2 separate regions of the Homo sapiens genome follow, and region 2 is linked to region 1. The links are chromatin loops, found by intact Hi-C in ENCODE. Cell type or tissue: dorsolateral prefrontal cortex. All regions are shown on one strand. Links, peaks and the distances in the headings refer to the core of each region. The heading gives the core; the rest is flanking DNA.

Evidence for each region. Hi-C counts contacts between places; a loop is a spot of excess contacts. Peaks named below come from ENCODE experiments on the same cell type or tissue, not always from the same donor. Only the 100,000 strongest peaks of a DNase experiment are listed, where the experiment ranks them.
Region 2: a loop joins it to region 1, with 2.3 times the contacts of the local background. A loop is called at or near these places in 2 of 110 quality-filtered maps.

What each region holds. Positions count from the first base shown.
Region 1 is chr3:49,547,824-49,562,488 of GRCh38, forward strand. BSN (bassoon presynaptic cytomatrix protein) reads left to right here and starts at 6,654. Exons shown (of 12, transcript NM_003458.4): 1 at 6,654-7,003. The coding sequence starts at 6,780. BSN-DT (BSN divergent transcript) reads right to left here and starts at 6,543. Exons shown (of 3, transcript NR_038866.1): 1 at 6,218-6,543; 2 at 5,725-5,864; 3 at 1,483-3,619. RefSeq lists silencers at 6,462-6,761, 6,832-7,041. In dorsolateral prefrontal cortex, for the core only: a CTCF peak has its summit at 6,540; DNase peaks (open chromatin) are centred at 6,003, 6,558 and 7,008; H3K4me3 peaks cover 4,835 bases; H3K27ac peaks cover 4,159 bases.
Region 2 is chr3:50,204,738-50,219,402 of GRCh38, forward strand. SLC38A3 (solute carrier family 38 member 3) reads left to right here and starts at 534. Exons shown (of 16, transcript NM_006841.6): 1 at 534-611; 2 at 9,412-9,563; 3 at 9,665-9,746; 4 at 9,916-10,031; 5 at 10,649-10,722; 6 at 10,807-10,899; 7 at 11,003-11,084; 8 at 12,501-12,583; 9 at 12,678-12,736; 10 at 12,939-13,103; 11 at 13,180-13,259; 12 at 13,533-13,633; 13 at 13,856-13,980; 14 at 14,067-14,211. The coding sequence starts at 9,463. RefSeq lists a silencer at 1,416-1,495 and enhancers at 4,451-4,979, 7,860-8,669. In dorsolateral prefrontal cortex, for the core only: a CTCF peak has its summit at 8,858; a DNase peak (open chromatin) is centred at 8,844; H3K27ac peaks cover 5,101 bases.

The DNA of each region.
Region 1 (14,665 bases), core at 2,344-10,343:
CTCCTCAGAGAGGCTCATGATCATGCAGGGCTAGGAGACGAATGTGCCAACCCTGTGAGCCCCAAGAAGATCCCTGGAGCAGAGCTGGAGATGGAAGGTGGGCCTGGTTGGAATCTCAGCTGAATATGTGACCTTTCTTGTTCTCTTGGTAGCAGATGATGTCCCTTGCCCAGCCTTAAAAGGAATTTTCAGTCTGTACTGTCAGCTCATTGTCAGAAAGACTGCCTTCTCAGAAAGCTGATGTCCATGCCAGGCCTTCCAGCTGGAGGGGTTTTTTAATACATACATAGCTGTGGTAACCCAGATGTGGCTACCTGACTGATACCTGCTACCACCCAGCCCAGAACCTGGAGGAGCCAAGAGGGGTTCTCCTCAGACAACCCTGATGCCTGAGTATGATTTTAGTGCTCATGGCCTGGCCTGGTGATGCTGTGACTACACCCACCACTATAGGGCAGGGTAGTGGTCCTGTACTGAGGGCCAGAAGTCAAGCTCTCCAGGTTCAGGGCCTGGTTTGAGCAGCAGACAGGCAAAGACCAGACTTCGAGATCACAAGCTCAGTGAGGGCAGAAGAGTTTAGCAGTCTTGGTTTCTGCTGTATCCTGTGGGCCTGGCACAGTGCTGTCCTCATCCTAGAGCTCAAAAAGTGCCAATTTTTTGTTTGTGAGACAGAGTCTCACTCTATTGCCCAAGCTGGAGTGCAGTGGCACGATCTCAGCTCGCTGCAACCTCTGCCTGCCAGTCTCAAGTGATCCTCCCGCCTCAGCCTCCTGAGTAGCTGTGACTACAGGCTTATGCCACCACACCTGGCTAATTTTGTATTTTTTGTAGAGATGGGTTTCACTATGTTGTTAGGCTGGTCTTGAACTCCTGGGCTCAAGCCATTTGCCCACCTCAGCCTCCCAAATTACTGGAATTACAGGCATGAGCCACCGTGTCTGGCACTATGGACCTTTCTCCTTGCCACAAGGCTCTTGCTTCACTATCAGGGACTCATTCCCTACCCCATTCTATCTTTCCTGGAAGGCAGAAGCTTTTCCAGTGGCTTCTGGGAGCTCCCTGGGCACTTGGTAAAGATGATAGAACAAACAAGCCCCTACTACAATCCATTCTGATTAGGACAGAGATAGAGCTCAGTGGAGAGAGTGGCTATGTCCCGTGGCCTGAGATTCCTGATGGTAAAGGGTGATTCTCAGAAGTGTCCTTGGGTTTGCAGTAGAAGAGCCACAGAGGAGTCGGGAGGTAAGGACCTCTCTGAGAGACTTCCCTAAAGACATGCAGAACTGAGTCTGATGGAGGGGCTGAGCAAGCTGCTCTTTCCCATGAGCAGTCAGAGTCATGCCTGAACCACTGTTGGCTGGGGTAGGACATGTGGGCTGGTCAGGAGAGGGCATAAGTGCATGACTTTCCACCCGGGCCTGTTCTCCCCCAATCTATGAAACAGACATGGGTGGGGGACATGATCACAATAGAGATTCTGGTGACATTTTCTGTAGTTTATTGGAAATAATTTGTGTGCCTATCACTCTCTTCCTGCAAACAGAACTCCTCAAGGGCAGGTCTCACAGTCTTCTCCAGGCCTGGCACTGAGTAGGAGTCAGGTATGCACTGGCCAAAGGAGGATGACTGCCTGCATGCATGAGATAGGCAAAGCCAGCCCAGAGGCTTGTCTAGGGGAACACAAAGGAACAAGGGATGCAGGATGTTTTTTTCTTTTTTTTTTGAGATGGAGTCTTGCTCTGACGCCCAGGGTACAGTGCAGTGGTGTGATCTCGGCTCATTGCAACCTCCGCCTCCCGGTTTCAAGCGATTCTCCTGCCTCAGCTTCCTGAGTAGCTGGGAGTACAGGCGCCCGCCACCATGCCTGGCTAATTTTTGTATTTTTAGTAGAGACGGGGTTTCATCATCTTGGCAAGGCTGGTCTCGAACTCCTGACCTCGTGATCCGGCTGCCTTGGCCTCCCGAAGTGCTGGGATTACAGGCGTGAGCCACCACACTCGCCTGGGATGCAGTATGTTTTGACTTGGATGCTTATGACTTGGAGGAACCATGTCTTCATTATTTTTTCTTGTCATAACAAGCCTTCAGAATCATGTAACTCTAATAGCAATGGGCCTTAATTAGCTTTCTTGGGAGCAATGCATGGGCAGTGGGGTTAGGCTGGTGGCAAACATTTCTGACAATTTTTTACCGCCTTTTTTTCATATAATGCAAGCAAAGAGTTGCCAGTTGCAACAGCAAAGGAATTATGTAGGCAAGGCATCAAGCAAATTCTGTACCTTCCAGCCTTATTCCTTTCTCCTGCTTTACCAAGGGCCATGGCCAGCTTAAGACCTCAGTATACAATTGAGGTTGTCCAGGCCAGCCCAGGTAGGCTGCTGAGCAGAACGAAGATACAATCACTTGTTTGTAGCCTCATGCCAGCTTAAGGCTCGCTTAGGGAACCACCTTATTCTCTATGTTAGTGGGCAGTGCCAACAAATCTCAGCCAGGAAAGAAAGCCTCTGTTTCTTTGGGCTTCCTTCCTTCCTCTTCAGTTCTGTTTCTCTCTCCCAAAGAAGGAGTGGGGCAGGAAGCCAATTTCCTGAGTTGCTTTTCATTGGGAAGTGAGACAGGCCTCAGCAGCACTTTAGCAAAAAGAAGGGTGCAGAGTTCAAGGAGCCTTGTAGGCAGGAGACAGGTCTCTCAGCCTCTCTGGAATAGTCCAAAGTCCATGGCATTATATCCTCTAGATACAGCCTGTCCTGTGTCATCCTTCTCTATTGTCTTCCTCCTCTGATCTCTCTAATGCCTACTCTTGCCTGCAAAGTTTGCCATTCTTCTTCACCCCCATAGACATCTTCATCTTTGGATCTCGTGCCTCCCCACGGAGGCTGCCATGCTGAAAGGATCAGCCCAGGGTAAACTGGACTTATGGGGAAGCAGGGAAGAGTCTGAGCTCTACCCCTTCTCCCTTTCTTGGGGATGACCGGCATGATGCTTTGCCTACGGCACAACTACACCTCTGGGTGTAGTTCCTGAGGTCCTGTCATCTCTTCATTCTTCCACGATTTGCCTTCTGGTGACTAATCATTTCTACTAATCCCAGCAGTGAGTTGGCTCTGATTGGGCCTTTTCCCACATGGATTTTTTTGTTTAGTTTTGTTTTTTTGAGACAGGGTCTTGCTCTGTCACCCAGGTGGGAGTGCAGTGGCACCATCACAGCTCACTGCAGCTTCAACCTCCCAGGCTCAGGTGATCCTCCCACCTCAGCCTCCCGAGTAGCTGGGACTACAGGTGCATGCCACCACACCCAGCTAGTTTTTGTATTTAGTAGAGAAAGGGTTTCGCCATGTTGCCCAGGCTGGTCTTAAACTGCTGAGCTCAAGCAATCCACCTGCCTTGGCCTCCCAAACTGTTGGGATTACAGGAGTGAGCCACTGTGCATGGCCCTGGATGGCTTTTTGTTGTTGTTGCTGTTTTTTCTGATTCCATTTTCCCTCTGGTCTTCTACAAGTGTCTGAGAACATAGGCTGGAGAAGCAAGCTGGCACATGTCTGTTGGTTCCATTTAGGCATGTGGATTGATTGTCCTCTCATCTGGCCATCTCCAAAATGGCTGCCATGTGTCACATGTTATGCTGAAGTGGGAAGAAGATATTTCAGCAAGTGAAGCTTAGGGGACTGGGAAACTCCTGCAGGGTCTCTAGGTCTATCCTGTCCCTGGTGGGGCAGCAGTTGGACCCAGGAGGACATGATACTTGACACACCACACAGCTGGCTTGCATAAACTGAAAGATTTGTTTATTCATTTGTCATAAAGCATAGTCAAGCCTAGTGAATTTTCCTGGATGAGTGAAGAGAGCTCATCAACAACCCCTCCATGAGGAGAAACCAGATGCAATCCCAGCACTCTCCCTGTTACTTATTAGCTCAGCAGCTAAAGCCAAAGATCTCTCTGAGTGCTTTTAAGCCTGGTGATTGGTGGGCCCTTTAGAAGCGCAGGTGAGGGAAATGCTCAGAGCGTCATGGAGAAGCCAGCACAACCATGAGCCCCAGAGGGCCTGCTGAAGGCCAGCCCAGGGGATAGGACCAGTCAGACAAGGTCCTGCTGTTGAGGAGCCCCAGTCTAGATCAAAAGGAGGTAAACAGCCTCTGGGACAGTGAATGGAAATGGGAGATTGAATCAGAGCCCCAGATAACCAGAGGCCAATACCATCCCATGGTCCACAAGAGTCCCTGGGCTGAATGTCAAGGGTGAATGAACACAGGGCAGGCATGTTCCTGGGGATGCTCCTCAAAGGAAACAGAACTGGGAGAGTTTGAGAGGAGAGGAGGGGCACCTCTAACCCACATTTTCAGGTCTCCTGGGTCCACTGTGCTGTGCCCTTTGTCACCAGGGCAGCAAAGACCCTGGAGGTCTGCTAACAGCCAGGAATCCACTCTGAGGAGGGCAACTCCCCAAGCCTGCAGGCTGGGTAGAGCTAATTAACCACACAGGAACCAGAGGCATGTTGATTTAAATCTGTGGAAAGCCATAGCTCCTGTGGTTTCTACAAAAACAAAAAAATAAACATCCTTTCCCCTGTTTCAAGTAGCCCAACCCACACTGACTGGGGTCTGTGAAGCTATAACAGCCTGGGTTGGGACAAGGTCAGGCCACTGGCCTGCCCATAGTGTTTGTGAGCATATTCTTCCCCAGGAGGAAATATATGGCACAAGACCGCCACATCCCAGACCATCACCAGGGAGACAACTAATAACAGAGTTGTCATAAGTATACCAGGCACTTGTCCTGGTGTTTTACCTACATCAGGCTGGGTGCATTGACTCATGCCTGTAATCCCAGCACTTTGGGAGGCCGAGGTGGGAGGATCACCAGAGGTCAGGAGTTCAAGACCAACCTGGCCAACATGGTGAAATCCCATCTCTACTAAAAATACAAAAACTAGCCAGGTGTGGTGGTGGGCACCTGTAATCCCAGCTACTAGGGAGGCTGAGGCAGGAGAATCATTTGAATCCGGGAGGTGGAGGTTGCAGTGAGCCGAGATCACACCACTGTACTCCAGCCTGGGTGACAGAGCGAGAGTCTGTCTCCAAAAAATAAAAATAAAAAAAATAAAATGAATAAAAAATAAAATATCTACATCAGCCACTCTACCCTTACAATCCCCCATATTCGAGGAGCTACTAAGATTCTAACTTTGCAGAATAGGAAATGGAGGCTCAGTGAGCCTAAGTCAGTTGCCAAGGGTCCTATCGGGGCTGAGGTGCAGACTCTTTTGGAGCCTAAATGTGCACATGTAGTCACCACTCACGAAGCTGTATCAAACATCCTGCAGCACAGGAGGAAACACAGCAAGGACCATCATCTGCAGGAAGAGAGGCTCTCTTCATCCTAGGTCATCCCAGAGGGGCCAGGCAGTTTAGCGTGAAAACGGGAGGTATGAAGTCAGGAGAAAATATCAGGAAGTGGGGGCTCTGCATTTCCTCTTTCTCTTACTTGCTCCATCCCAGAGGTCGGGAGGAGCAGCTCGGAGTGCACAGGGGAAGGCCCAGGGAGGGTCCTGGCCCCTCCTCACAAGAACTGACACAGCCACCGGTCTGTCCAGCAGGCTGGCTATCAGCATTCACTGGGATCCCTGGATTATTCTAGGTTCAGTTAGAACTGCTAACACCCTATGTGATATATTTCGCAACATTAGGAGAATTGAATGGGTTTGTAAAATGGGTTCAAGTTACTCACGCCTTTCTACACAGTCATGATTTATGACGTCAGAGATGAACTGGAATATAGGCTCCTAGGAAATATTCTCCCACAGGAAAGTACAGGCTTGTGTGAGAAGCCACCACGGCAGACAATCCTGAGTAGCGGGCAGAAACCGGCTGTAAATGTGAGGGAGCGGGGAAGTAATTTGGAAAGCTCTCAGGGTAATGCAGAGGCAACCTGCGGCCCCGCATCGAGACAGCTCCAGGCCTGAGAACCATCAAGTCCTCTTTTCCATCCCCAAGGTCACTCTCCCAGGGCTGACTGAGGTGGCCTCCCAGCTGGCTTCACACAGCCCTGTCACACCTTCCATCTGTGCCCGGGGCGCTTCCTGAGACTCCCAGTTCCTCAGTGTGAATCCCAGATGGTTCCCATCGCCATCTGGATAAAGGCTCCACTCCCCAGCTGGCCTTAAAGACCCTCACAATCCGGCCCGACCACCCAGCACCCTCCCTCTCCTTCCCTCTACGACCTTGCGTCTCTGAATACACTTGTTCCTCTGCCTTCCCAACTCCTATGCATACTTTTGAGGCCATTCTCGGGTAGCCCCTCTCCTCTCCGAGGCCTGTCCTTATGACGCCTGCCCGCTGTGGCACTCCGGTTACCCGGAGGAGAGTTGCTACTCTCGAGTTCACCGAGGCGGAAAGCCCCTCTGACTCCAAAGCAGGGCTCAGCGCGACGTCCCAGAGGCCGCTTCTAGTGGCAGGTGCCCCTCCTCACAGGGCCCTCGCAGCCCCGCCGGCCCCCGCCCGGCTCCTTCTCAGCATGATACAACCGCGTCGGCCCTGGACAGCGCATGCGCGGGCGCCGGCGGCTGTTTCCCAGCGACCCCGAGGCTGGCGGGAGCGCGCACAGGGGAAGGGGGGCGTGTGCAGGGAAGGGGGCGCGAGACGCGCATGCGCAGCGGCAGGCGGCGGCGCGAGCCGAGCTGGGAGATGGCGGCGGCAGCGGCGGCGCCGAGAGTGTGAGCACCGCCCGGGAGCCGCCGGCCCGGGCGCAGCGCGACCCCGACCCCGCCCGCCCGCCTGCCCGCCATGGGCAACGAGGTCAGCCTGGAGGGCGGCGCTGGCGACGGGCCGCTGCCGCCCGGCGGCGCCGGCCCCGGCCCGGGCCCCGGCCCCGGCCCCGGCGCAGGAAAGCCGCCTTCAGCACCGGCCGGTGGCGGACAGCTCCCCGCGGCGGGAGCAGCGCGGTCGACCGCGGTACCACCGGTCCCTGGCCCCGGCCCCGGCCCCGGTCCCGGCCCTGGCCCGGGCAGGTAAGCGCGTGTCTCGGCGCCCGGGGGGCGGTGAGCTGCAGCCTGAGGCCGGGACCCGGGCCCAGGATCCCGCGATCTAGTGTGGACAGCGAGGTTCGACGTCCGGCCGCACTCTGAACCCTGCCGGATTGGCGTGAACTGGGTGGTCGCGGGAAGCGGCCCTTCCTTTCCAGCTGCCCCGCCTTGGCGTGGCAGGATGACGAGCGCAGGGTCAGTCGGGGCCTGCAGACCGTGACTCCGTCACGAACCCCAAATTCGCTTCTCCCCAACGCTCGGGCCTGACTGCTCAGGAGGGGCTTATGTAACCTTAACCTGGTCCCTCCGCACAGGAGAGCAATGGGATGGAAAACGTCCTCCCTGTCTGCTGGTGTCTGCATGTGTCCATTGTGCTGGGCCGAGAAAACAGCACAATGGGAGTGGCTGTCAGGGAAGATAAGTGTCACTGCGAGGAACAGAGAGATGAAAATAGTTGAACCATGAACTTGGTCTTGGGCTTTCCTTGGGCATTTAGTGGCTGTAATCACCTTTGGGGGAAAGGAAAATTGCCCACTGGACACCAAGAGGTGCTTATTTAGGCCCAACAATACTAATAGGATCATGTGCTTTCACCAAGGTTTAGGGAAACATTTTGGGGTGAAGCAAAAATGCTATTGAGTCATCCAGCACCAGATATGTTCTCGTTACCTTATGATTTAGATCAAACCAGTGGAAAAGCTGAAACCCACACAGAATGCTTTAAACAGAACATATCTGATTAAATACTGTGAAACCAGTTTGTTTTAAATGTATGCCAACCCAGGTCCTGCAAAAACAGTCAAGTGGCAATGAAGGCTGTAAGGGAATGCCAATATATAATAAGTCAGTAGACTGAAAACTCAGGAAAACTACTAAGAGATGACACGATAAAATGGAAGGCATTATCTTTGCACCAAATAGGCTTGGGGAGTAGCAAAACCCCCAGGGGGTGGGAGGGAGGTGCTTCCAGCTCCATGTGGGTCTGCTGATATATGTTGCCCTGGCTTTTCTGTGTGGAAGCACATAAACTGAGGACGCATAATTTTTTATTCTTTGGCTGCCCGACTGTGCCTCTTGTGTGTTTATTTCCTCAGAAGTCATTTCTTAGACAACTAACAGTAATGAAAGGCTGTTAGTAGCTTGAAACCTGCGGCAGACAGGTCAGCCTGTGAGCATCCTTTTTAGAGGTGGGATTTGTCCATTTTATACTAGCTATAATAGTAATGCAGTTGGATAGCACACAGCTCTTAGCACTGCAAACACTGTCCATTTTGCTGCATGTTGAGTTGCTGTTTGGGTTTTAGCTTGAGGGAGGCTCACCCAGGCTTTAGTGTTCTCCTTCCAAGGGAAAGCTTCTGTAGCTGAATGGAAAAACACCTTGTTATTGAGAGTTCCCTGTATGGGGAATTTGTCATTTCTCTTCTGATAACCAAACAGGCTGCTCTGCTTGTAGTTTATCAGATGTTGCAGAGCCAATCATATGAAATTCTGGAAAGACCTGGGCAGCTCAGAGGGACCGGAAGGAGGCTGATGTCTATTGCTCATATGCCTTTTTAGTGTTTCATTTGTACTTCATCTGTACATTCTGCTGCAGGCAGACCCATGAACTGCTGTGGGTGAGGCGAACCACGGACTCCTGATGGATTTAGTAGTCACACAATCTCTTACCTGGCTGTGGGCAAGGCTCATACCTGAGCCTGTGGTGCTGAGGTCCTGTGACTATCAGACTCAGGAGGTGAGCTGGCTATTTGTCCCCAAAGCTCAGAACCAGAGACCATTAGGAGGTGGGATTTACTCCTCCAGCTGATATTCATTTTATCATAGCACCTCAGCTGAGCAGCAGCTCCATGGCTTATCTCTCCTTTAGTATTGCAATGGCTTCTACTTCCTCTCACTAGAGCATCTCAGATACCTGATGCCAAATTTAGCATGTTCTAAGATGCTGCTGAACAGATTGGCCCATTGATGGGGAAAAAGCCCTGTGAATGTGCTTCTGGGCATTCAGGAAAGAGCATTAGCACAAAGACATATTTGCTTTCAGTAAGATTTTGAATTTCGGGGCAGTCAGAAACCTCATAGAGGTGGGTAGAAGGCCAGGTAAAAGGGAGATGATTCTGGGGGAGTTAAATGCTATTGCCATATTACCTTGTCATCCCAGGCTGAATTAGTCTTTTCATCCTCATACTGAGCTGAGTTGGACTCTGTGAGGGGGTGGCTCCAGCATTTGCTGCTGAAGAGCCTGACTTGAATCCCATGAGTAGCAGTGCTGCCACACCCATAGTGGTGCCTCTTAGCCCGTCGGGATGATGTGGAGCTTTGGGCATTGGAGAGTCCCTCAAGGAAGGGCTCTCTGCTTCTGGTGTCAGGGTGGCCATGTACAATTATATAATCTGTGCCTTTTCCAAGGAGTGCTGGTTTGGGAGAAAGCTGAACTCTAACCCAGGCTCCACTCTCCAAGCTGTGTGCCCTGGTGTAGGCTGCATCCTCTTAGATGAAGGGGCATCATTCACTCGTTAATTCATTTACTTATTTATGGAGATATGCCTAATGTACAGTGGAACACACATATTGATGGGATTTTATTTATACATACACTCGTGACACACTACCAGATCAAGACAGAACTTTATCAGTACCCCAGAAAGTACTTTTTAAAATAATTACACGAAGGAGCCATGTAGACCAGTGGCAGCCTGTCTAGTTTACACCAGCTCTGTGGACTTGCACCTGTCAGTTTTTTTTTTTTTTTTTTTTGAGTTGGAGTCTCGCTCTGTCGCCCAGGCTGGAGTGCAGTGGCACGATCTCCGCTCACTGCAAGCTCCACCTTCTGGGTTCACGCCATTCTCCTGCCTCAGCCTCCCGAGTAGCTGGGACTGCAGGCGCCCACCACCGCACCCAGCTAATTTTTTGTACTTTTAGTAGAGATGGGATTTCACCGTGGTCTCGATCTCCTAACCTTGTGATCTACCTGCCTCGGCCTCCCAAAGTGCTGGGATTACAGGCGGGAGCCACTGCACCCGGCCCAACTTGCACATGTTTTGATGTTTGCAAATTGATATCTAGTCGATCAGCTAAGGTGTATTTGTCAGCTGTCAAGAGCAAGCACAGTTATTGGCTTTGTGGATGGTATGGAAAGGATATATAGTGCTTCCCTGTCCTTCAGCACCTCACAGACTGGTTGGTCAGATAGCTCTTGAAGAGCCAAATCATGGAAGAACCCTAAGAGAGACACTGTGGGCAGCTCAGTATCTGAGAAATGTCAAATAAGCAGTGCTTACAGGGTTGTTAATTGGGAAGAGTGGAGAGGCACAGCTAAGCTTTAGGAGAGGTAGAGATGTAAGGCTGGAAAAATGACTGGGTTAAGAGAGGTAGAGATAGAGATAAATGGCATAAAGAATGTGGTCTACACAGGCAGGGACAGTGAGCAGAGAATGAGGCTGAGTGCAGGGTGGTGGGGGAAAGCCAGGGCAAAGCCAACAGAGGCCCTTCTCCATCATTGCCCATCAGAATGCGTAATCAATGCCAAAGTCGCCTCTCTTCACTCCTGGCCCATATGTTATTGAGACAGACACCCTAAGCCAAAGGCAGCTAGGCACAGAGAACCTGGTTGTTTACTGGAAGGTGGGCAAGGCTGCTCTGAGAACCATACCCCGAATTCCTTTTTCAAAATGGATTTGTCAGGCATAGTATCTCTGGTCTGGGATTAGTCAGACTTGTTACATTATATCAGCCAACTCAGCCTCTAGAAAAATCTGGCACTAACTTGTAAAGATAAAATGAAAGGACATAATTGCCAGGTCTGGAAATAATGCTCCTTTGTCACTTAGAGATCTTCTTTGTCCCCAGTGGCTGGATCTCACAGAGGGTATGTCATGGAGTGTGAATTAAAGTGACCTTACATCTGAATGGTGACGATGTCAAAATTTTACCCAGAGGGCAACCATTTTTGCATTTCTCCAGGGAAAGCAGGCTACTTTTGATAATACAGTTGCTCACAGCATCATTAAGACTAATAAGGTGCTGTTGATTTAAAAAATGTAAAAATGTAATGGAGACATTAGGAGGAGAAATACTGTCTTTTGTTTGTTTGTTTTTTGTTTTTTGAGACAGAGTCTTGCTCTGTCGCCCAGGCTGGAGTGCAGTGGCGCGATCTCGGGTCACTGCAACCTCTGCCTCCCGGGTTCAAGCGATTCTCCTGCCTCAGCCTCCTGAGTAGCTGGTATTACAGGCACCCACCACCAGACCCAGCTAATTTTTGTATTTTTAGTAGAGACGGGGTTTCACCATGTTGGCCAGGCTGGTCTCAAACTCCTGAGCTCAGGTGATCTGCCCGCCTCAGCCTCCCAAAGTGCTGGGATTACAGGCATGAGCCACTGTGCCTGGCCGAGAAATGCTATCTTAAACATTTTTTTTTTACTATGGAAAATTTCAAACATACATGAAAGTAGAGGAAATGGTCTAATGAACTTTTGTGTTCCCATTGCTTAGCCACTGCCATCATCAACTTATGGCCAATTGAGTTTAATTTATCTCTCTCACATCCTACCCCCTAGAGAAGCAAATTCCAGACATCCCAAAATTTCATCATCAGTATTTCAGTTTGTATTTCCAAGAAATAAGGGCTTTGCATGAACATAACCACAGCACCACAGCCACATCTAAATAAGATAATGATCTCTTCTTAAACTCAGCAAATATTCAGTCAGGATTCTACTTTTCTGATTGTCTTATGAATTTACTTTTATTATTGGTTTGAATTGTGATCTAAACAGGGTCTACACATTGAATTTGTCTGATGCATCTGTCTAGTTTCTTTATGTATTTTCTCTCCTTTTTGCTCCTTGCAGTTTATTATTAGAGAACTATGACATTTGTCCTGTGGTTTCTCATATTCAGGATTATGCTGATTGCATCCCTGTGGTGTCATTTAAGATGTTCCTCTGTCCCATGTTTTTCTTGTAAACTGAGAATTCTGTCTAGAAGCTAATCAGATTCAAATTTTATTCTTTTGGTCAAGAAATTCTAGCTTTTTAAAAAAGAGTTTATTGAAGGCTTCAGACATGGAGAGGCTGAGAGTTCACTGAAAGCAGAACCAGGGTTTGGGCTAATTGGGAGCCAAAGAACAATGCAGTGGACCACTTTTCTGTTCCTTTTCTAAAGATCTCCTTCCTCTGAGTCAGTTTGGTTCTGAGTTTAAGAAGTCAAAGCTTTCAGAGGAAAGTTGTTTTTTTTTTCCCCCAGAAAAGTCATGCCTTTCACCCCAGTGTGGGGGAGCCCTCCCTGCATATGTGAGTAGGAAGCCTCCTACTCACATTTGGGGGCTTAATAAATCTTTCCCCTTATCACAGGTCCTGCATTTCTGAATTGGGCCCTTTCCTCTTGTTAGTTGTGGGGGTGTGGAAGGCCAGACCTACTATGTGTGGGCTATGTGAGGGGAACCTGTTGCTGGAGCCTGTGGGCCATGTGCAGTAAGTTGGGGCTAACTGTGAAGGTAGGTTGGCAACACTGTAATAGCAGTTATGACTACCATTACTGAATGACTGCCTCATCACAGACATTCTGCTAGGTGTTTTATTTCTTATTCCACCTGCTTGGCCATTCAGCTTCTGCAGGCCCTGCCTGTCCTGACTTTACTTACTGCCTGGGGACTGACTTTTTAAATGGTAAAATGGTGGCTAAGCCCTGCATGCCTACAGCAAGGGCTGACTGTCACTTTAGGACATGAGGCCCTCTGGGTAAGCTGGGACTTGGTGAACAATCTAGCTGTGGGGGACTCCTGCTCAGTCCTTTCATTTGGTGCCAGGAGCATGTCATGCTGGTATTGATCCTGCATTTGTAGCACTTGCCCGAGCTCCTTTTCTGGAGGGACCTCTGCCATCTCCTCTCACTAGCACAGTGGTTGAAGCTGTGGAGTGAATTGGGACACTGGCCTGTGGGCTCCTGCCTGTGGTAGGGGTGATAGAATTTTGGTGTCTCACTCTCTGTGGTTCCTTCTGTACAGATCGGGCTTCTAGTGGGGGTCTGTTGCCCCCTAGCATTCTCTTGGCCCATTTGTCTTATATTTTAGGTTCTGGTCAGCTCTGCTGTGGAATGGGATACTCCCTGACACATCTGTGTTGTGCCTTGGGCTCCCAGGCTGGCCACAGGGCTGCTGTGATCTCTCCTTCCTATTATTCGTCTTTACGGGCACATAGGGTTCTAAAGAGAGCTTTGCTCTAGCAGAGACCTGGGGCCCCTACTTCTTTCTAACAAGAGGGTCACATGGAGGCACATGGGAAGCCTCCAGGGAGCTCTAGATCACCCCAGGATCAGATCAAATCTTGAATGGCCTGGAGAGGCCTGGTTGCCCCTAAAGTGGGTGAGGCTGCTGTCAGGGCCAACGGTGAAGAAGAGATTTTCCCTGAGGGGAAATAGAAGGGATGGCTTTTGGATCTTGGTCCCAAACACTGAGGAGATCCAAGAGCCTCAGCAGCAAGGATCACCCCACCCAGTCCTATCTGGGACTAACCCCTGTATCCAGAGGAGCCCGAGCTCTTCAATGCCACTGGCTTGTGTGGGGAGCCAAACCTCCCAAAGATGCTGGAAGAACCATTAAGGCATTTGGGTTCTTGGGAGAAAGGGTAGGTGAGGAAATTTCCTAATAGTTACACTGTTACATTTGTGTTTGCAGGCAGGTAACAAGGGTCACTCCCATTAAAAAAATTTTTTTAATTAATTATTTAAATTGACAAAAATTATGCACTATATATTTATTATATACAACCTGATGTTTTGAAATATGTACATATTATGACATATTATGGAATGGCTAAGTCAAGTGAATTAACATAGTCATGACTTAACATACTTACCATTTTTGTGGTGAGGATGCTTAAAATCTATTAGCAGAAATTTACAAGAATGCAATACATTGGTGTTAGCTATAGTCACCGTGTTGTACAGTAGATCTCTTGTTGTTGTTATTTTTTCTTTTCTTTTTTTTTTGAGACAAAGTCTCACTCTGTCGCCCAGGCTGGAGTGCAGTGGCGTGATCTCAGCTCACTGCAACCTCTGCCTCTTGGGATCAAGTGATTCTCATGTCTCAGCCTCCCGAGTAGCTGGGATTACAAGTGTGTGCCACCATGCCCGTCTAATTTTTGCATCTTTAGTAGAGACTGGGTTTCACCATGTTAGCCAGGCTGGTCTTGAACTCCTGGCCTCAAGTGATCCATCTGCCTCAGCCTCCCAAAGTGCTGAGATTGCAGGTGTGAGCCAGCCACCATGCCCAGCCTAGATCTCTTGAATTTATTCCTCCTATCTAACTGAAACATCTCCTCAACCTTCCCTTCTACCTCCTACTGTGTCACCTACACTTTTTTGTGTATGGGAGTGTTTGTGGGGATTTTTACAGTTAGATTCTACATAGAAATGGAACAATTTTAAAGTGAAATTTTATCCATGTATTCAGGAAACTCTGCTGAACATCTTTTGGATACCTATCCCTGGGTGAAGTGTGAGGAATAAAAGAAGGAGCATAAAATAGGCTCTGCCCTAAAGGGGCCCATGGTGTGGGGAGAGAGAACTCTTGTCCAGATCTTTAGCCTCAACTTCTTCTTCCTTAAATTAGAGTTTGCTCCTGCCTTCTCTTTGTCTCACAGAGGTAAGAGA
Region 2 (14,665 bases), core at 3,871-11,870, 660 kb after region 1:
ACTGCCCCTGCCCTCTGTGTTCCAGCCTCAGCCTCCTCTGAATATCTGGGGTGGAGACAGAATTGATATAAGAAGCCCTCCCACCCTCGCCCCCACCCCACCCCTGGTTGGGAAGGGGGAGGCAGGTAGAAGAGGTATTTTGTTGCCTGAGTGTCGCCTGAAAGTCCCCCATTCAAGCATCTCTCACTGAGGCTATGCATTGCCAGTCCTCTTGGCGGAAGCTCCCCTTCTGGCTTTGGGGGGTGTGGGCAAAGCATTTCAGGGGTTAATGTGACACCCACAGACCTCAGAGAGAATCTGCTTTGGACTGAAGCATTCCCCCCACAAGACTCAACGGAGTCCCTCTGGCAGCTCTGCTCTCCCACCTAGGGGCTCCCTAACGCTCAGGCCGCCCCTTTGCTCCCGGCCTGCCCCGGCCCCCGCCATTCCCCCGACCAGCCCCTCCTCCCGCGGGCCGCCAGGGATTGGCGGGCGGGGGGCGGGCCGGGGGCGGGGCCGGGCGCCCTTCATCCCGCGTCGCTGTTGTCGCTGTTGCAGCCGAGTTCAGCCGGGAGCAGAGCGAACCGCACCGGCCCGAGCGGAGCGCCGCACGTTCCCAACCGCGAGGCCAGGTACCGCTTCGGGAGTTCATCCCACCCGCACAGGGGAATCGGGTGGGCCGAGCCCTACTGTCCACCCTCCTGTCCGTAGCCGGGCTCTGGGCAGCTCTCCTCTACCGTCCTGACCCGGGCAGGCGCCCCAGCCTCCGGCGAGCCAAAGCCCCGCGCGCTCCAGGCGCTGGTCTTGGGGACCTGCCAGTCGGGACTCAGCGCCGAGCTTAAGCAGGGCCCTGGGGGTACCGGGAGGGACACGTCGTCGCCTTAGGGCCTCTCGGCGGGGCTGCGAGGTACAGCAGGAGGTCGGCGGCACCCGGGGCTGGGACCACAGGACGCCTTGTTGGGGGCTCGGGCGGCACACCACAGGCTTCCTGAGGCAGGGCCCATGGGGCAGGCTGGAGAGGGCCCGAGGGGAGGACCCAAGAGGGGCCTGGAGCAGTCCCTGGAGCGCTGCCCCGACGGGCGCCTGACAGGCAGAGCAGCCCGGCTGGCACGATGGGAATCCGGGTATATTTATCTCGGCTGCTCCGGACAAGGGCTTGAGGGCAGATCGGGCCGGGCCGCCTGAGGGGCCGCGGGGTACATGCTGGTCCCAGAGCCGGTGCCATTTGCAGAGGAGCCAGCGGGCACAGCGGGCGCAGGGCGCGAGTGGCTCCCTGACCTGAGGCCGGGGCGCCGTGCGAGCTCCTCCCCACCTGGCGCTGGGTAGGGTGTAAGTTAGAGCCCGCGCAGCGCACGGCGGAGAGAAGGAACCAAGACTTGGTTTGCAAGAGCCCGCCCCCGCCCGGTTGGCCCCTTCGATTGGCCACAGCAAATGCGTGCGTTTGTTTACACCCAGGCAGGGGGAGGCCAGGGGAGGGACCTGCGGGGACCCGCCCTTTTCCCCCCACGGGGACCTGAGTCCTGAGTCCAGGTATGGGCTCTCAAACAGGTCTGAGAAAGGCTAAGTCAAAGGCTCTTGAGCCCTGAGGAACACCATGGAGGACTTCCCCACTCATGCCCATCCTTCCTTCAGCCTGCCAACCCTGTCCTTTCTTCCATGACCGACTCTGGCCACAGAGCTGCCCCTGGAAAAGGCCCTTGGACCTTTCACCCCTTCCTGTTCTGTTCTGTAAAAGGTCTGGGATGGGGCTCATTTCCTTCTGGAAAGGAAGCACATCCCTCGGGGCTCTCAGTCTGGGGGATAGAAAGCTAAAGAGACCCAAAGATGGTTCCATTTTGAATGGGGGAAATTCGGCACAGCCACGGTACCCTTCCTGCAAGAAGCATCACTGACGGGAGGGATCAGGACTGGAAGAGGCCAAGCCTGGCACGTCTCTGAGAGGGCTGGAATGACTGAAACCAGAAATGGGAATCTGATTTCTTGACATTGGGAGCAGGGGGCTGAATCTCTGGGGAGGGTAGGAGTCTGTATCTCAGAATTTTGTTCTGCCTGGGCCCATGGGACCCATGTCTTCGCTGGCTTCTCAAGCCACTCCTTGTTGTGTGCTGGTTTTTTTGGCCCATGTCACAAATGGTCCCCACACCAGTCCAGGGCTCCAGGTTGCCAGATCATGACAACTGGTTGCTCCTGTCCTTGTGCCACTGCCCTAGCAAGTAGCCTTGAAGCCCTGGACAGTTGGAGAAACTGAGGCACAACAAGACTGGCTGGGTGGTTCATGGTCTCTGGGTTGAGTCAGAGAAGGATTTTAAGCTGAACTGGACACACCCTGGAAGTCTGGGCTGGGTGTGAGGACAAGCATCCAGTTTGAGAGGGAAACATATTTGGAGGGGAGTGGTGTGGGGTGGGCCACCAGGGAGGTGCAGTTTTGGTGTCTCTGTGAACAGAAAGCTGAGGTGGAATGTGCAGTCTATGCTATAGTAGAATTGGGACCCAGTGGGAGGATGTTTTAGTGTAGACATGGCCAGGGGCCAGGCCTCACTTGGAGCAGGTAAGAGGGCTTGCCGAGGGCCTCAAATGCATTCCATTCGTTTATTTTTTTTATTTTTTTCATTTTTTGAGGTGGGGTCTCACTCTGTTGCCCAAGCTGGAGTGCAGTGGCACAATCTCGCCTCACTGCAACCGCCGCCTCCCAGGCCCAAGCAATTCTCCCACCTCAGCCTTCTGAGTAGCCAGGACCGCAAGTGTGCAACATCAAGCCTGGGTAATTTTTTTTGTATTTTTGGTAGAGACAGGGTTTCATCATGTTGTCCAGACTGGTCTCGGACTCCTGACCTCAAGCAGTCTGCCTGCCTTGGCCTCCCAAAGTGCTGGAATTACAAGTCTAAGCCACCGCGCCCGGCCATTCCATTCATTTAACATTTGCTGAGCACCTACTGTGTGCCCGGGGTACACTCTTGTCTAGTGGGTGAAGGGTAGGCCTTTGACTCTGGGTGGTAGGACAGACATAGGAGAACAGGGTGGGGCTCTAGAGGACCAGGCGGGGCTTCTGGGGGCCAAAGGGAAGGACCAGCTGCTGGGCAGGAGGGGCTTTCCGGCCAGTGGCCTGGGGTGGCTTGGTTTTGAATTTCCGCTCTGCGGGCCACGTCCTGTACACAGCCTCTCAGCCAGCACGTCTGCACACGTGCATGGCTGCTGGGAATGGGGGTCACTCCGACTGACCATCATCTCCACATGTATTTTCCATTGCTCAGGTAGACAAGTCCTGGGTGCTGGACCAGGGATATCTGAGCTTTCCAGTTGGGCCTGGCCTTGTGGCCCTAGTGGGCTCAGCCCCAGCCTCTGGGTGTCATAGCACCTGGTTGGTAGGGGCATAACCTGCTCTGTGGGGACCTGGAGGTGCAGCAGCCTTTTTGTGGGGTCCTCCAGGGTTCTGCCTGGCCATCTTGGCAGTGCCCATTGGGCCTACTGCCCCCTCAGCTGGGCCCCCTGGCTCCCTCTCCCCTTCTCGCTCTTTCTGGGGCTCTCTTTTTCTTCAGCTTTCTCTCTTTTTTTTTTTTTTTTTTTGAGATAGGGTCTCGCTGTGTTACCCAGGCTGGAGTGCAGCGGCGTGATCTTGGTTCACTGTAGCCTCTGCCTCCCAGGTTCAAGCAGTTCTCCTGCCTCAGCCTCCCGAGTAGCTGGGATTACAGGCACCTGCCACCATGCCTGGATAATTTTTGTATTTTTAGTAGAGATGGGGTTTCACCATGTTGGCCAGGCTGGTCTCAAACTCCTGGGCTCAGGTGATCTGCCCGCCTCGGCCTCCCAAAGTGCTGGGATTACAGGCGTGAGCCACCATGCCCGGCCTTACAGCTGTCTCTTGCTGTCTTGTTGTCTGTCTCTTCCTCCATTTGGCTGTCTCTGACTGGGTGCTCACTCTGTTTCTCACCTCCCTGGTTGTTTCTGTCGCTGTCTGTCTCCTGTCTAAATGTCTGTCCGCTATCTGCATGTGGTTTTTGTCTGTGTGTTTTTCTGTCTGTGTCCCTCTGTGTGCATCTGCATTTCCCTGTCACCCTGGGCCGCTGCATCTCTGTCTGTCTGTCTCTGTGTGTGGATCAGTATGCATGGACGCATGGAGCTAATGACTGTGTTTTCTCTCCCTGCTCTGTCCCTGTCTATCTCTCTTCCCTCCCTCTGCCTTTTCTTCCTGATGTTGGATGTCTCCCCTCCTCCAGGCCGACCTTGACTTTAGCCCCCCATCGGACTCTCTGATGAGTCCTGAACTGCCCGAGGCCTGTGCTTCAGCTTGCTTTGGGGCCAGAAGTCCGGCTGTCTAAATATTTGGCCGCCTCCAGGGGATTCCGGGTCAGCAGGGAGGAGAATGGGCTGGCTGGCGCAGGGTCTCCCCTGCCCCTGGGGGGCCACAGTCACGTGATGTCCTGTCCTTTGCCTCAGCTGGGCCTCCGGCTGCACGTCCTTCTCAGCAGGCTGGCAATGGGTGAGGTGGGGGCTGCTGTTGCTCTAGCCCACTCGTGAACCAAGAGCTTCTGACTGCAACCTCTATGGGTGGCAGCCTGAGCAAGGAGGGTCCAGGGCTGGGTGGGAAGGGAGGCTGAGGTGCCTAAGGTTAGGCCCAGCTACAAGCATCTGTTAGAAAACGTACCTGGCCATGGCCGGGCGCAGTGGCTCAAGCCTGTAATCCCAGCACTTTGGGAGGCCAAGGTGGGTGGATCACGAGGTCAGGAGATCGAGACCATCCTGGCTAACATGGTGAAACCCCGTCTCTACTAAAAAATACAAAAAATTAGCTGGGCGTGGTGGCGGGCGCCTGTAGTCCCAGCTACTCGGGAAGCTGAGGCAGGAGAAAGGTGTGAACCCAGGAGGCGGAGGTTGCAGTGAGCCGAGATCACGCCACTGCACTCCAGCCTGGGTGACAGAGCAAGACTCCGTCTCAAAAAAAAAAAACAAGAAAAAAAAAGAAAATGTACCCGGCCACAGGAAAGTCTACCTTCCGGCCCCAGCTGGGTCTCTCAGATCCTCCTAGACACCTCCGGATGCCCAGAACACAGAGCCACAGACCCTAGATCCCAAGGCCAGGGAGCTGGGGGCTGAGGATTAACATGGCCGGTAGTTCAGTTCTCTGGGCCATCTGCCTTCCCCTGGATATGCCCCCGCCTGCATGTCACTTCTTCAGTATTAGCCCAGTGTTGGCCACACACTGGCCACTTGCACTGTTGTGTTGTTGATGAGGAGGACATGAAAACATGGGTCTAGAGGAGGGTAAGAGGTGTCTTTTCCCTGTTCTAACACCCTCCTCCCACCTGCTTTGTCCCTAGACCCCTGACCCCAGCAATCAGCTACCACCAATTCCTATGGCTGTGCCTTGAGAACATGCAGTCCAAATGTCTCCATTGGATCTGGTTTCCCCCCTTACTAACACCTTCTCCTAGTAGGGGGCATCTTCCCTCTGAAGCCTGGAGGAGCAGGTGGACAGAGGGGTAGCTGTCCAGATGGGTACCAGACTTAGGAGGGGGGCACCCTGTCTCAGCCAAGGAGGGGAGTGGTAAAAATGAGCTGAGCTGGAACTGGGGGCAGCCCTCACCCCTGAGCCCCCAGGGATAATCACGATGGACCCTCAAGCCAGGCCAGCTGTCTCTCTCCTGAGATCTTGGCGGAGGTCAGGTAGCCTGGGCCTCAGCAATAAGCTCCAGAGGGTCTGTGCCTCCACTGGTGCAAGTCGTCACCAAGGTAAAAAGAGTGCGAAGGCCTCCCTGTCACCAGCTCACTACTGCCGACCCAGACCCACTTATGTTCCTGAGCATGGGGAAGGAAAGCAAGGCTCAGAGTCCTGGGGACTCCAAGGACCTTGATCCCTGGGCAGAGAGCTGTGCTTCCTGTAGCTGCTTGCATCAGCCGCCCTGAAGTGGCCTGGGTTCCTGGGGCTCAAAATCTTTAATTAGCCAAACTCAACACCTGCCGAGGTGTGCCTGATGAATTCTCACCAGGTGATGTTCGCGTGGGCGGGCGTTACCTGCTGCGCCATCCCTGTGGCTCCTGGCCCCTCCTGGCCCTTATCTCCCAGGAAAACAAACAGGTCCCAGGGCAATGGCCTGGGCCATTGATTTACTGCCCGGGTTCACACTACATCCATGACAGATGCCATTCTGATGACCTGCCCAAGGCCACCGTGATCTCCCCACCCTAGCTCCTGGCCACTCTCTGGGCACCCATGGACTGTTCTGGGGATGAAGGCTTTGGGGAGGCTCCTCACTCATCCCCAGCTTTGACCAAGCCTCACGGGACCCCTAGAGGACAGGGATACACTGAGGTCCTGAGCTGGGGAGTACCCTGCCCCTGGCCACACAGTGAGGCAGGGCCAAGCCCAGCCCTAGAGGGTCTACTCTGGGCTTTCACCACAGGGGATCAGGCTCTGCTGGCAGCCTTTCTTATGCAGGAGCCCTTCCCTGAGTTTACCCCGATTCCGATTCCCGGATACAAAGGAGCCTGGGAGGCCACAGGCCTGAGGGGTAGGAGCTGTCAAAAATGGGCTGGCAGCCTCAGGGAATGGCTGGGGGCTCCATGCCAGGCCAGTGCTAATCCTCACCCTGGCCCCCAGCCCCCAGCCCTCCTCCCTGCCCTGGACCAAAGTCCAGACTCCTAGACCTGGCCTTTACAGCTGTATCAGGTTTGTCTGTTGCCACAGAACCTTCCTTCAACGCTTACAGCTTGCCTCGTACTGCACCTCAGGGCCTCTGCCTATGCTGTGCTCTCTGCCTGGTACACTCTTTCCTGTTTGACACCCCAGGGTGCCTACTGGAATTTTAGTACTGGCTTCGCACCTCCTCCAGGAAGTCTTCCTTGATGCCCCCATCCTTTTTTTTTTTTTTTTTTTTTTTTTTTCTTTTTTTTTGAGATGGAGTTTGGCTCTTGTTGCCCAGGCTGGAGTGCAATGGCGCAATCTCAGCTCACTGCAACCTCCACCTCCTGGGTTCAAGCAATTCTCCTGCCTCAGCCTCCTGCGTAGCTGGGATTACAGGCATGCGCCACCAGCCCGGCTAATTTTGTATTTTTAGTAGAGATGGGGTTTTTCCATGTTGGTCAGGCTAGTCTCAAACTCCTGACCTCAGGTGATCCTGCTCTCCTCGGCCTCCCAAAGTGCTGGTATTACAGGCGTGAGCCACTGCGCCCGGCACCCCCATCCTCTTTTTTGAGACCCAGCATTATGTGGCTCACACTCAGTTGCAGCAGGAGCTATAGAGTAGTGATGAGGGTGCTATCTGGGGGGATTTGTCTCTTCCAGGCTGGAGGTCACTTAAGGAGAGATATTCTAAATCCTTTCTGGGATCTCAGGCCTGCCCAAGACCCAGCAATGACTGATCATGATTGAGTAATAGCTACCAGGCCCCAAAGGTCTAGGCCCAGCTACTGCAGGGGGGATGGGGAATCTGGAGCTCAGACCTCAGACACCTCCCACGGCCCATGCCACAGACTGTGGTCTCCCTGGAGGCAGTGCCTGGCTGCTACAGAAGGATATTAGGGCAGAGAAGGGTGTTTTGTCCAGACTGCCAGCTCAGCACACTCTGAGGGCCTGTCCCAGCCTGCCCAGGGCAGGGGGCCGAGAGAGGGCACCCCCAGCTGAGTGCAGGGGGGACTCTGGAGTAGCTCTGGACGCCAGCACTGGCACCTCTATACCCAGGTGGGACACTTGGAGGGATGCTGATGGCAAGGCTTAGGGCAGGGGCATGAGGACATGTGGACCTAGGCAACCCTGGGGTCAGGGGAGAAGGCTCAATAAGAGATGCTAACATTGTTATAGTCCCGAGTAGGTGGGTCTGGGAGGAGAGGAGGTAAGATGCTTGCATCAGAAGGAGAGGCAGGTTTGAGGGATGCAAGAGTGCCATGTGTGGGGTCTCCAGGATCCAGGTGCCAGAATCTGAACTCTGGCCTGGGGCTGCCTGGGGCAGTGCAGGGAGGGAGTCCTCTGACCAGAGAGGCCAGAGGCTGCTGTGACCTCTGCTGCCTCCAGGGGCACCAGGCCTGAGGCCTGAGCCCAGCCTCTCTTGTTCACCCCTAGCCCTGAGTGCTACGTTTGAGTTCCCCAGTGCTCCAGATTCAAGGGCAGACCTGAGACCATCAGGGGCCGGAGTGGGGATGGGGGGTTCAGGGCAGAATTCAGGGTTCTCCATCAGAGAGGGCACCACGGATTCAGGACCAGGTTCTGGCTGTCCTGCCTGGCAGGGCTGCCCCCCTCACTGGTCTCCACTCTGGCCTCAGCTCTCCTCCTGGCCAGGCTGGCCTTCAGGGTGTCCTTACAGAACCTGGGGGCACTATGCCCAGCCACCTCTGGTTATGAGGTAGGCAATTCCTGGACCCAGTGATGGGAGAGAGGGGCCAGTGAGTTGTCTGGGCAGCGGGCAGGGGTGGTGGAGGAAGGAGAGCTGGTTCCTTTGAGGCCCAGCAGGGCCAAGCCCTGAGAGCAGAGAAGGGAGACTGATCTGGTGACCCAGGCTCCTCTACAGCCGGCCAAGGGCCTGAGCTCCTGGCCTGGGGCCCTAGGAAATGGGGGTCTGTTCAAAGGGTCCACTCCTGGACAGCGGGCCCCTGAGGGTTGGGGGTTCCCTGCCTGGCAGTGGAGGAGAGGCTTGGAAAAAAACATGGCCCTGAGGCCAGGACTGTGTGGAGGGTGAGGTGTGTGTGGCACAGAGAACTGGCCCTGGAGCACCCGTTTCCTGGAAGGCCCCCTGAGGGCCCTTTGCTGCAGCCAGGCGGGAAGGGCCCAGGTGTCCAGCCACCCAGCACCGCCTCAGGCATCCTGGCTCTGGGGAGGGGGGACAGCCTCTGCGCCTGCCGTTCCCAGCGCCAGCTCTCAGCCCACAGAGGGCTCTTTGTTCTGGCTGCCAGCAGTGCCCGCCGGGCGGCTGGGAACAGGGCCCACAGCCCTCACCCTCTCCCGAGGCCTCCAGCCGTCGGGCAGTGCCATTCTAGGTTGGGCAGGAGGCCCCTGGACACAGGGCCAGTGCAGGAAACCATCTCCCACTATTGATGTCAAGGAGGAGAAGTCTGTCCTGGGTACATACCCAGAGTGAAGTCTGGGGGCCTGGGACTGAGCATCTGGGGATGCTGGTGCCACTGGGCTCTGAACTCGGGTCATCCAGATGACCGTCACTTCACAGATGGTGAAACCGAGACCCTAAGGGCTTGCCTGGACGGGTGTGCATGTAAGAAGTGCATTATGTACTGGCTAGGGTGTCCCATCAGAACGTCCTAGGAACTCAGGTGTCTGAGCTGGATTCCCCCAACAGCAGATCCCAGGGAGGCAGTAGGCAGAGCTGCATGTGTGGATATGCCCCGAGTGACCATCTGGGAGGTGTGCTATGGCTGCAGGCCTCAGGTAGGAGGCTAGGCCGTAGGCCCAAGTAACGGGGCTAACCAGAGGGACCGGCTGCTCTGCAGACATCTGACTGTTGGTGTGAGACCAGTGCTCCTGGTGGTGTGCCCTGAGCCATGGAGGCGCCTTTGCAGACAGAGATGGTGGAGCTGGTGCCCAATGGCAAACACTCAGAGGGGCTGCTCCCGGTCATCACCCCCATGGCAGGCAACCAGAGGTGAGTACCAGAGGGACCCAGTGGTGGCTGAAGACAGGGCAGGGCAGGGATACAGAGCAAAGGGCTGGAGCTGAGCCACCCACCCTGACCTGTGCCTACAGGGTCGAGGACCCTGCACGGAGCTGTATGGAGGGCAAGAGCTTCCTACAGAAAAGTCCCAGCAAGGAGCCACACTTCACTGACGTGAGCAGGGCAGCAACGGGTTTTAGGGGACACTGTGGGGAGCTTGGATGCAGTAATGAGGTGGTCTCTGGCAGCAGTGGGAGGCTGAGGGACAGTCAGGGGAAGGCTGCGATGCCCCTGTCCCTTGCTGACTCCTCCCACCCTCCCCGTCCCATTCTGGTGCCTGCAGTTCGAGGGGAAGACATCATTCGGGATGTCAGTGTTCAACCTCAGCAATGCCATCATGGGCAGCGGCATCCTGGGACTCGCCTATGCCATGGCCAATACGGGCATTATCCTTTTCCTGTGAGTGCCCTCAGAGAAACTTCTAAAGATAGGGGCCCTAAGCAAGCCACCAATCATGACCTCCCAGGACCCGCCAGTTCCCTGTCCCAGCATCCAGGCTGCAGTGGGTGGGCACTTCTTACACTAACAAACCGCGGCTGAAAAAAACATCCACAGCCAAACAAATATACCTCACTGCCCAGTAAACCGACTGAGGTCACAACACAGGCCGGTCTTACAGGCCAGAGACTGTCCTTTTGGCACCTTACACGTGATGGCCAAGCCCCACGGCCAGGCCTTGTGTGGGCACACGTGTCCTTTGGCTGGGGGCTCTGCCCTGAAGCCAGAATGGAAAACATGTTTGTTTCAAGGACTCAAGAGGAGGACGTGCTCAGAGGGCAGTCACAGGGACACTCTTGACCCAGAGGGCCCCTTCTGGGGTGTGTCGCACCCTGGATCAAAGGGGGTGGTGTTCATCACCCCTGGGGCCTGCTGAGCTGGCATCCATACCTGTTGGGAGTCCAGACACCCAGGTCACAGACCCTCCACCCCCAGGCCTCCCAGAGCCCCTCACCCTCTGCCAGCCACGGTAGCCCCCCAGTGGCCTCTTTTTCTTCCATCTTCCCATGTGTCCCCAGGTTCCTGTTGACAGCTGTCGCCTTGCTCTCCAGCTACTCCATCCACCTGCTACTCAAGTCCTCAGGGGTCGTGGGTGAGCCTCACACCAGCCTGGAATGGGCGGGAGCTGGTGGGTAAACTGGGACAAGCTCCTGACTTCTTGACCCTGCTCCTGCAGGCATCCGTGCCTATGAGCAGCTGGGCTACCGTGCCTTTGGGACCCCAGGAAAGCTGGCAGCAGCCCTGGCCATCACGCTCCAGAACATCGGAGGTAAGAGCAGTGGGCAGGGGCAGGCAGTAGGGAGGTGGACAGCCCTGAAAGCTGGCTGGTTGGGCTGACCTCAGCGCCTGCCTGCCCGCCCCTCTCCCCACAGCCATGTCCAGCTACCTGTACATCATCAAGTCTGAGCTGCCACTTGTCATACAGACCTTCCTGAACCTGGAGGAGAAAACCTCGTGAGCCCTGGCGTGGGGAGGGGAGGGGAGGGGTGCGGTGCAGTGAGGAGGGGTGGGGTGGGGTGGGGCTGGGTGAGGGTGGGGGGGCCCAGGCTGGGCTGGTGGGAGAGACAAGACAAAGCAGACAAGAAGCTGGTGGAGTGGGGAGAGTTGCCCGCAGAGCCAGCATTCAGTTCACACTCACTTGGGAAGCACCTTGGAGACCCCCCTCCAGAAGGGGCTTGTGGGGCTAGGGGCAGGGTGCAGCTGAGGAAGCTGGGCCTCTCCTCACCCCGGACCCAGCCTGTGAGCGTGGGAGGCTCAGGCTTAGCTCTAAGCGCCTGCTATTCCTGACCATGGGGTTGCCCCCCCCAACCAAGATATTAAGCCCAGGTGTCCCAGTTGCCTATCACTTTAGCCAGCATTGACTGGGCATCAAACGTGTTTTGTGGGACAGAGGGGACACAGCCAGGCCCTGCTCTTGACAGCCCAGCCCGAGCAAGCAGAGGGGCTGGGAGGCTGAGAGTAGCTCCGGCAAGAGGGAGAGCCAGGATTCTGCCGCTGGGGCCCTGGGCCTTTCCCAAGGAGTTGGCCTCAGGGCTTGCCTTTGAGGATGGTCCTGGCCCTTATCCCCTTGTTTCTCTGTGCCCCGTATCCATTCCTGGTGGGTAGAGGAGGGGGCCGGATGAGGCAAGGCCCAGATGCCAGAAGGAACCGCAAGGAGCACAGGTTATTGCAAGTGCCAGAAACCCCCGTGGAAAATACCACCTCCCTCTAGAACCAGGTCCCTCTTCCTCCTCCCACCCACCTCCATCCAAAGGCTGGGCCCAGACCTGTGTATCCTGAGAAAAGCAACAGCAGTGCCTACAATAGAGAGGGTCCTGAGCATGAGCTGTGTGCCAGGCTGGAACCTTAGTTCTCATGTCACCCTGAAGGACAGTACTGAAGGCACGCCCTTTGTTTTGTTTTGTTTTGTTTTGTTTTGTTTGTGAGACGGAGTCTCGCTCAGTCGCCCAGGCTGGAGTACAGTGGCACAATCTTGGCTCACTGCAACCTCTGCCTCCCGGGTTCTTGTGATTCTCCTGCCTCAGTCTCCTGAGTAGCTGAGATTATAGGCGTGTGCCACCATGCCCGGCTAATTTTTTTGTATTTTTAGTAGAGATGGGGTTTCACCATGTTGGTCAGGCTGGTCTCGAACTCCTGACCTGATGATCCACCCACCTCAGCCTCCCAAAGTGCTGGGATTACAGGCGTGAACCACCGCGCCCAGCTGGGCATGCCCATTTTGCAGATGGGGAAAGTGAGACTCAGAGCTGTGGACAAACATTCTTCAGATGTCACTCAGTGGCACCATTGGTAACTCCAGCAGAGGGAGGCAGGGGCCCCATCCCAGGCTGAATGGATTCTGACCCTGGCTCCCGACTCATGTCCCTGCAGGGACTGGTACATGAACGGGAACTACCTGGTAATCCTTGTCTCTGTCACCATCATTCTGCCCCTGGCACTGATGCGGCAGCTTGGTGAGTGTGGAAGGGTCAGAGCCTTGGAGGGGATGTTGGAGGCATACACCATGGGAGGGGCCCCAGGTCTCAGAGTGCTCCCTCCACTTTGCAGGCTACCTGGGCTACTCCAGCGGCTTCTCTCTTAGCTGCATGGTGTTCTTCCTAATTGCAGTGAGTCACCCTCCATGTTGGCTGAGAAAGCGGGCAGCGGGTCTCCTGGGGGAGTTCCCTGTCATCAGGAGGGGGCAGGTGTCTCTGGGAAGCCTGGGCCAGAAGGCAGCTCCACCAGTCCTGATCTAGATGTGGCTTCATGGTGACTTCCCAGGCAGTCCAGCCTGGGAGTCTCTGACACCCTCATCCCTCCCCACTCCAGGTCATCTACAAAAAGTTCCACGTGCCCTGCCCACTGCCCCCCAACTTCAACAACACCACAGGCAACTTCAGCCACGTGGAGATCGTGAAGGAGAAGGTGCAGCTGCAGGTCGAGCCTGAGGCTTCAGCCTTCTGCACTCCCAGCTACTTCACGCTCAACTCACAGGTTCTGACAGGTCAGGGCAAGGCGGGGGCCCAATGAGAGTGGCAGACTGCCTTGACACAGCCCCGTGTTTCCCCAGACAGCATACACCATCCCCATCATGGCCTTCGCCTTCGTCTGCCACCCCGAGGTGCTGCCCATCTATACTGAGCTCAAGGAGTAGGTGTCTGTGGCTGGGAGTGGGGGTGGGGATGCCCTGAGCTGGTTTGGGGAGAATGGATGTGGTCCTGAATGTGGAGAGGGGAGTGACAGGAGCCAAGTCACTTTATCTGAGATGTCCTTGGCAGCCATGAGAGGTGATTATGAGCAAGAAGGAGACTCCCTCAGATGCTGAATGGTGAAAGTATGGTGCCAGAGAGAGCTTGGGGCACATGGGGGTCTCCCAATGTTACCCAGCTTGTCACCAACACCCACCCCCCCACTTCCCCACAGCCCCTCCAAGAAGAAGATGCAGCACATCTCCAACCTGTCCATCGCTGTCATGTACATCATGTACTTCCTGGCTGCCCTCTTCGGCTACCTCACCTTCTACAGTACGGTGGCACCGGTGGGCAGAGGCCTAGGCTAGGCTGGGGGGAAGGGGCTGGTTGTGGCCATGGTGCCCTCCATACCGAGGCGTGTGGTGCCTGGCTGTGCCTTGCCGCTGTGGAGGTGAGTCTGCATGCCAATCCCCACAGTGTTGGGGTCCCCTAGGCAGCTCAGATCCCACCTCCTTCCTGGGGCCACCTACTGACCACCCTCCCTGCCTGCCACAGACGGGGTGGAGTCGGAGCTGCTGCACACCTACAGCAAGGTGGACCCGTTTGACGTCCTGATCCTGTGTGTGCGCGTGGCCGTGCTGACAGCAGTCACGCTCACAGTGCCCATCGTTCTGTTCCCGGTGAGCTGGTGGGCAGGTGGCTAGACTAGTGGCGGGAGGGGCTGATGGGGCCAACAGGCTGATGATTCTTCTCACCTGCCCCCCAGGTGCGCCGCGCCATCCAGCAGATGCTGTTTCCAAACCAGGAGTTCAGCTGGCTGCGGCATGTGCTTATTGCCGTTGGCCTGCTCACTTGTATCAACCTGCTGGTCATCTTTGCCCCCAACATCCTGGGCATCTTTGGGGTCATCGGTGAGGGTCTGGCCCTGCTGTGGAAGCAGGGTATTGCCCCAGAGGATTTCAACTCTGCAAATCCTGGCAGATTCCTGAGCTTACACCCTACATTAAGTGCAGTGGCCATGTGCACAGTTTGGCCTTCCATCTGAGCTTTTGTCCATAGGCTATTCTAATCCCTTTTCAGGGCTCAGAGCCACTGAGTCAGTCCCCCTTGCTGGAGGACAGGGGTGGATCCCAGGGATCAGAGGCCGCCTCAAAGGATCTCACTGGGTCTTGTCCACATTTCACATGTCAGGAAACTAAAGTTCAGAGTGATTAAAGGAGCAGCAGGGCCACACAGCTGGTGAATAGGAGCCTTGGGCTTGATTCAGCCCCAGGATCACTGGACTCCAAGTTTGATGCTCCATCCACTGCCTCATTCCAGATGGGGCTCTCAGCTGGTAGAGCAGACAATTCTGAAATGTCTTTG